Linked DNA regions of Homo sapiens: region 2 is linked to region 1. Evidence: read pairs that join two places in POLR2A ChIA-PET (ENCODE). Cell type or tissue: GM12878. All regions are shown on one strand. Each heading gives the region's core, and the rest is flanking DNA. Links, peaks and the distances in the headings are about the cores only. Region 1 overlaps PSMB9 (proteasome 20S subunit beta 9). Region 2 holds the start of LOC105375018 (a long non-coding RNA gene).

Region 1 (2,909 bases), core at 410-2,909:
AGATATGTATTTACCTCTTGATCGGAAATTCCATAACTGAAACTTTTATTTTCAACCATCTGTATGTGTTCCTTGCTGCTTCTCTCCTGCCTTGCCCCTGGCCATGCTAACCACTGCCCTCCTCGATTTTTTCCAATGTTCAGTAAATTGGAAGAGCTCACTTCTGATGAAATGGGGGGTGAGAGTGGAGGATTGTGGACCAAAAAAAAAAAAATAGACTGACCTTGTTTCCCAAGATCATAGTCAATTACTCTGTGTTGGGTCTACACCACATCTGCACATACTATGAGCCCTTCCGTTGGAGATAATTTTCACTTGCGGAGCTGCTTCACTTCTACCTGTAGGAGCCTCATCTCCACCTCTCTACAGTGGAGAGGATTCCACTAGGCAAGTTGGAACTTAGGGACACAGTTCTTTCTGTGTTGTATCACAGCTGGGCTGTGGCATTCCCCTGCAGCCGGATGAAGCAATAGAGAAAGTGGAAAGATGAAGGGAAAAAAAGCCTGTACTGACAGTCAGCTCTGGCCTGTTACTGTGTAATCTTTGAGCCAGTCACTTCGCCTCTCTGGGAATGTTTCTTCTTCTCTAACATGAGGGCATCAAGGCTGTTCTTGCCCTGACATTCCATATTCTGTGTCTCTGCAGACCACCATCATGGCAGTGGAGTTTGACGGGGGCGTTGTGATGGGTTCTGATTCCCGAGTGTCTGCAGGGTGAGTAAAAGTGAAGATGTATGCATTTGGAAAGAAGCTAATGGCCTCAAATACACACTTTCCTTACCCATTCATGAAAAGACTGGCAAACTGGAGCCTTGGAGGAATGGAGTTGACCTTCCCCAAAAGCCACTATGATAAGCTATTTGGTGGGTGCTTGGGTCTCTGAATTTGTGGAGGAGGATCTGGGGTCTGAATGTGTATGTGACCTGTCCCAGTAGTGTACAGGGATGAGTAAAGGAATAGGGTCTGAGAGGGGGACAGGAGATAGATTTTTGAGGGTCTTCTTTCCATCTGTGCTTAGGGATCAAAAAGATGATTCTGTCAAGCAGATACCTGGTTTCTCATTTACCATATATTGAACTATTTTGTCTCTTCTCCCACTCCTAACCAATTTCCTCACATGCAAAATGAGTATATGGGGTTAGGTCAATATTACTGACATTATGTTCCATAGAACATAACTCTCTCAAGATTGTTAATAGCAAAGAAAATTGATGAGGCATATTTTTCTTACCTTAGCATTTTTTGCTTTGTTATAAAATCTAAGCCTGAAAAATAAGCCTAATTTTGATTAACATCTGCAGTGATTAATAATATCTGAGATGATTATTTGCCTCCTGCTTTAATCCAAGCATTAAACTTCATGCTATTCTCTTGTCAAAGAAATTTGAGAGACATTGAATGATCACCCTCAAAAATTCCTGAGTTCTGGTTGGGTGCAGTGGCTCACATCTATAATCTCAGCACTTTGGGATGCCGAGGTGGGCAGATATTTGAGGTCAGGAGTTTGAGACCAGCCTGGCCAACATGTTGGGACCTTGTCTCTACTGAAAATACAAACATTAGCTGGGCTTGGTGGTGGGTGCCTGTAATCCCAGCTATTCGGGAGGCTGAGGCAGGAGAATCACTTGAACCAGGGAGGCGAAGTTTGCAGTGAGCCCAAGATTGATCCACTGCACTCCAGCCTGGGTGACAGAGTGAGACTGTCTCAAAAAAAAAAAAAAAAAAAAAAACCTGAGTTTTAACTTGGTGACTGTTGACTCCCTCCTGACAGCGAGGCGGTGGTGAACCGAGTGTTTGACAAGCTGTCCCCGCTGCACGAGCGCATCTACTGTGCACTCTCTGGTTCAGCTGCTGATGCCCAAGCCGTGGCCGACATGGCCGCCTACCAGCTGGAGCTCCATGGGTATGAAGCTCTGGAGTTCTGACTCCCCACCCACTAGAGCTCCCCCAACCTGCATGAATCCCTGTACAGTGTGCTGTTCCAGGAGCTGGACACTGGGAAATGGAAAAGTCTTGTTTCGGCTCTTGCTGGCACTTGAATCTGTCAGTTTCTGCATCTGTAAAGTGGAGATAATATAGTACCTCATGAGACGGTTATTTTGAGAACCACATTCTATATGTGAACACAGTTTAAAAGCTGTAAATCACTATCCTGATATAAATAATCAGGAAGAAGGTGATATTGTGACCCACCATAATATCAGGCAGTTACCATACGAGAAATCAAGGTCGTTGGGACGGAAGTAACCTTATCTGCTTTTCCCCATAAGAGCAGGGTCCTTGCAGCCAAAAGAAAGTTATGTGGGTGGGGCTGAGCAAAAGAGTGAGCAATTGAAAGCTTCTTACCAGTTGGTGGTGTGGGACTCTGGTTCCCCTGTACATGTGGGAGGGAGGCTGCAGTTTGAGCTATTGCAGTTACAGTTTTCAGGGGTCGTTTAGCAGGGATGATGGTAACAGTATAGGAGAATGAGACTTAAAATTCTATCAACCTTTATTCCTAATATTTCCCTCAGGATAGAACTGGAGGAACCTCCACTTGTTTTGGCTGCTGCAAATGTGGTGAGAAATATCAGCTATAAATATCGAGAGGACTTGTCTGCACATCTCATGGTAGCTGGCTGGGACCAACGTGAAGGAGGTCAGGTGAGTTTCTCCCAAAGCACTCTCTCCTCTGGGCTTCCCCACTCTCCTGCAGAGGAAGATGGAAGTCCTATGTCATTCTAGCAATGAGTTCCAAGGACACTACCTCTGAAAGCATAGTACTTTGGGGATATGAGATACCAGGGCTTCATTGCAGGGTGCAGAGACCACTTAATGTCTCAGTGGGAAGGAAGGGCTTGATGATTCTTTAACCTGAGGATCCCTTTCCCAGGTATATGGAACCCTGGGAGGAATGCTGACTCGACAGCC
Region 2 (2,912 bases), core at 302-2,801, 1.2 Mb before region 1:
AGTGTATGCAAATAGGATAGCTTCTTCCAGGCCCACTCAGAGATTCTACTTCCTCTCTCTTCTTCCTTGAGCCTCCACCCCACCCCATTTCCCCACCTCTCCCGGGTGGGGCTGGGTGGTCATGAATGTGTCTACAGTGGGGGATGGGAGGGAGGCTGGTACCAGTGAAGCCGCCGATGGACCAGGCGTAGATGATGATGTCCTGGGGCTGGAAGCCTAGGCGGTGGATGGCAAACTGGACCACCACATCCATGGCATTAGCCTCATTCTGCGGGAATGGCACCCCCTGCAGGAGAAAGGGCAAAGTCAGGAGTGTGTCAGCACCAAAGGCCAGCTCACCTGTCCCTCCCAACGTGGACCCCTCCTGCAGCCACCTATGACAGGCAGAGAAGGTGTAGAAGGAAGGGATGGTAGGAGAGGTTGTTCTCTCCAGAAGACGGATGTGTACAATGAGATCTACCTCCTCCTCTCCTGCTAGCCCCGCACTGTGGGGATGGGGGCATGGCTCCCAATGCTGCCTTCACAACCTCCTAGACCCCAGCCCTCAGGTGAGTGGGACGCCTTCAAGAAATCCACAGCCCCTCTCCTCCCTCCAATGGCTGACCAGAGGGAAACAGACATAATTCAGGAAAAGGAAGGGATTCCTGAGATGGTCTCACCGTGCTTCCAGCAAAGCCTGGATGATTCCAGCCCAGGACTGAATATCCAGCTGTAACACAGGGGGAGGAGGGACTGAGACCTTGTGGCCCACAGCCCTTTCTCCATCCCTGGGGGAAGGAAGAGCAGAAGTACCCCCCAGCTTAGATGCAAATAACTCCAAGCCTTCCCAGAAATAGGAGATGACACCAGAGGTTCTGAGGCAGCACAGGGAGCAGCATGTGATTGTGTGGGGTGTGTGGTGGGGGAATGGAACAGAATGAAAAGCATAATAGCTAGGGACACAGGCCAGGGGAGGGATGTAAGGTTATCAAAGCAAATGGCGAGTGGACTTTTCCCTAAAGCTGAGAGACTCAAAACCTCACCCAGAGAAAGCAGAGGCCAGGGGAGGTCAGGTCAGTGTGGGAGGCAGGGACATTCCCTTTCAAAGGGCGGAGATAAGGAGGCTGAGTCACCGTCCTACCTTCCAGGGGCGTGGAGACGCAGCCCACCTCATAAAACCCAGCATTCCCCTCACAGCAGATCACCTAGGAAGGAGGCAGGAAGGAAGGGCTGGGGGGCCAAGTTGGGACTGAAAAACTCCCTTTGGGCAGGGAGGGCAGCCCATGAAGAGCTTTGCAGGGAAGAGGAAAGGGCAGGTTTCTGTTTTCTCCAAGGGGAATGGAAGCTTCTCATTCCACAGGGTCCATAAGAGGAGAAGCAAAGGGATTACAAATACTCCTCAGAGGCTGACCTGCTCGACCACCCAGCCATGTCTTTTCCTTGGAAGATTACCAGCTGGATCTCTTTCAGGAAGGGGACTATGGAGATGTTTTTCCTTTCTCGTTTTCGGGTCTGTTATCTTCTGTGACCATTGCTATTGTGTGGTATGCTGATTGCTCTCCCTATCCCTCTCTGAGCTCCAGTCTTATGGTCAGATAAACTGTAATGCCATGGCGCCCCAAGCTGAAACCCACGAATGGTGGGATTTGCATGAACTCTCATAACAGATGGGCAGAGCCAGGACTAGAACCCAGCTCCCTAGACTCCTGGCTTAGCGCTCTTTCCACGGCTGCTTCATGGAGGTAGGAGACTTTGAGGCCAGGCTGCCTGGGTCCAAATACCAGCTCTACCACTTACTGTGAGGTCCAGGAAAGGTTTTCTGTGCCCCAGTTTCATCTCCTGTAAAATGGGCTAATATAAGCAGTACCTATCTCACGGGATTCTTTTGAGAATTAAATATATATGCTTCATATATATATGAGAATTAAATATATATAAGTGTGAAGTGCTGTCAAAGTGGTAACTATTAATATTAGTTTCTCGTCCTTGAACGTCTCTCCTACTTCATCTGTTTCTCTATCACAGGGTTTCACTACATCACAAGGTCTTTAGCGTGGAGCTAGGACATGAGATTATCCCCAGTAGTGGTTCCTTCAGGGAGGTGCTATAGCATTGGGGTCCCCAGACCTCTACTGCCTTCCTCACACTCACCCCACCTCTGGGCTCTCTGCTCCCTCTTACCAGCTTCTGTCCCTGGGGCTCAGCTGTCCCCCGCCGGTCCACAAACATGGTGTCAATCTCATTGCCATCACAGGCCAGCAGCTTTGCCCGGCGCCCATTACACTGAGTACGGAAGACGCAATGGCCAAGATGCAAGGGTCAGGAGGCCACATCACAGGGGTGGGGCGGGGTGGGTGGGGGTGAGAGGGGAGGGCTTTAGGGGATGTGCGGGCAGGGAAGCCTCACCTCTTCCACCAGTCGGGCCTGGCCCTGCAGCAGCACAGGCATGAGGGCCTTCTGCAGCAGGTACACAGAGCCTGGATACAGCATCCGGCGCCCTAGGGTGTGCGCCACCAGGTAGCTGTGGGGAACACAGGTTAACAAACCCCAACCCTGTTGAGGCCTGGGGACTGTGCTGGGGACCATCCCAGCCCTAGCACTCACAGACTGTAAGGCCTGCTTTACCCCTGACCTTCACAGCTTTACTTTCCTCTTTCAAGCCTTAATGAAATATGTACCAGGCTAGTGTTTTGCAAACTTTTCTTACTGCAACCTTTGTAAGATAAACATTTTATATTGTGGCTCAGTGCACACATATCCTGTATGTACAGAATTCTGAGAGTTTTATGATGTAACTGTCTATACATAATAAGTAAATGCAAAGTTATCATCAGATTATGATTCTGTTAAAATATAAGTACAACATATTAAAGGTCCCCAAATAAATAATGCTTTAAAAAATGATGGTTATAATTCAAAACCTCAAATATGGC

The links. Peaks named below come from ENCODE experiments on the same cell type or tissue, not always from the same donor. Only the 100,000 strongest peaks of a DNase experiment are listed, where the experiment ranks them.
Region 2: POLR2A ChIA-PET joins it to region 1 with 11 read pairs; 2 of 35 experiments call an interaction of 5 or more read pairs at or near these places.

Annotation. Positions count from the first base shown.
Region 1 is chr6:32,855,493-32,858,401 of GRCh38, forward strand. PSMB9 (proteasome 20S subunit beta 9) reads left to right here. Exons shown (of 6, transcript NM_002800.5): 2 at 646-713; 3 at 1,771-1,902; 4 at 2,513-2,642; 5 at 2,872-2,909. Among named protein-coding and RNA genes, the nearest start is that of PSMB9, 2.8 kb to the left of the region's middle. In GM12878, for the core only: no CTCF peak of the experiment used is centred there; no DNase peak of the experiment used is centred there; H3K4me3 peaks cover 906 bases; H3K27ac peaks cover 611 bases.
Region 2 is chr6:31,689,419-31,692,330 of GRCh38, forward strand. ABHD16A (abhydrolase domain containing 16A, phospholipase) reads right to left here. Exons shown (of 20, transcript NM_021160.3): 8 at 2,386-2,500; 9 at 2,161-2,262; 10 at 1,121-1,184; 11 at 660-709; 12 at 163-286. It overlaps LOC105375018 (a long non-coding RNA gene), which reads left to right and starts at 231. Exons shown (of 2, transcript XR_926696.2): 1 at 231-548; 2 at 1,340-1,898. In GM12878, for the core only: no CTCF peak of the experiment used is centred there; no DNase peak of the experiment used is centred there.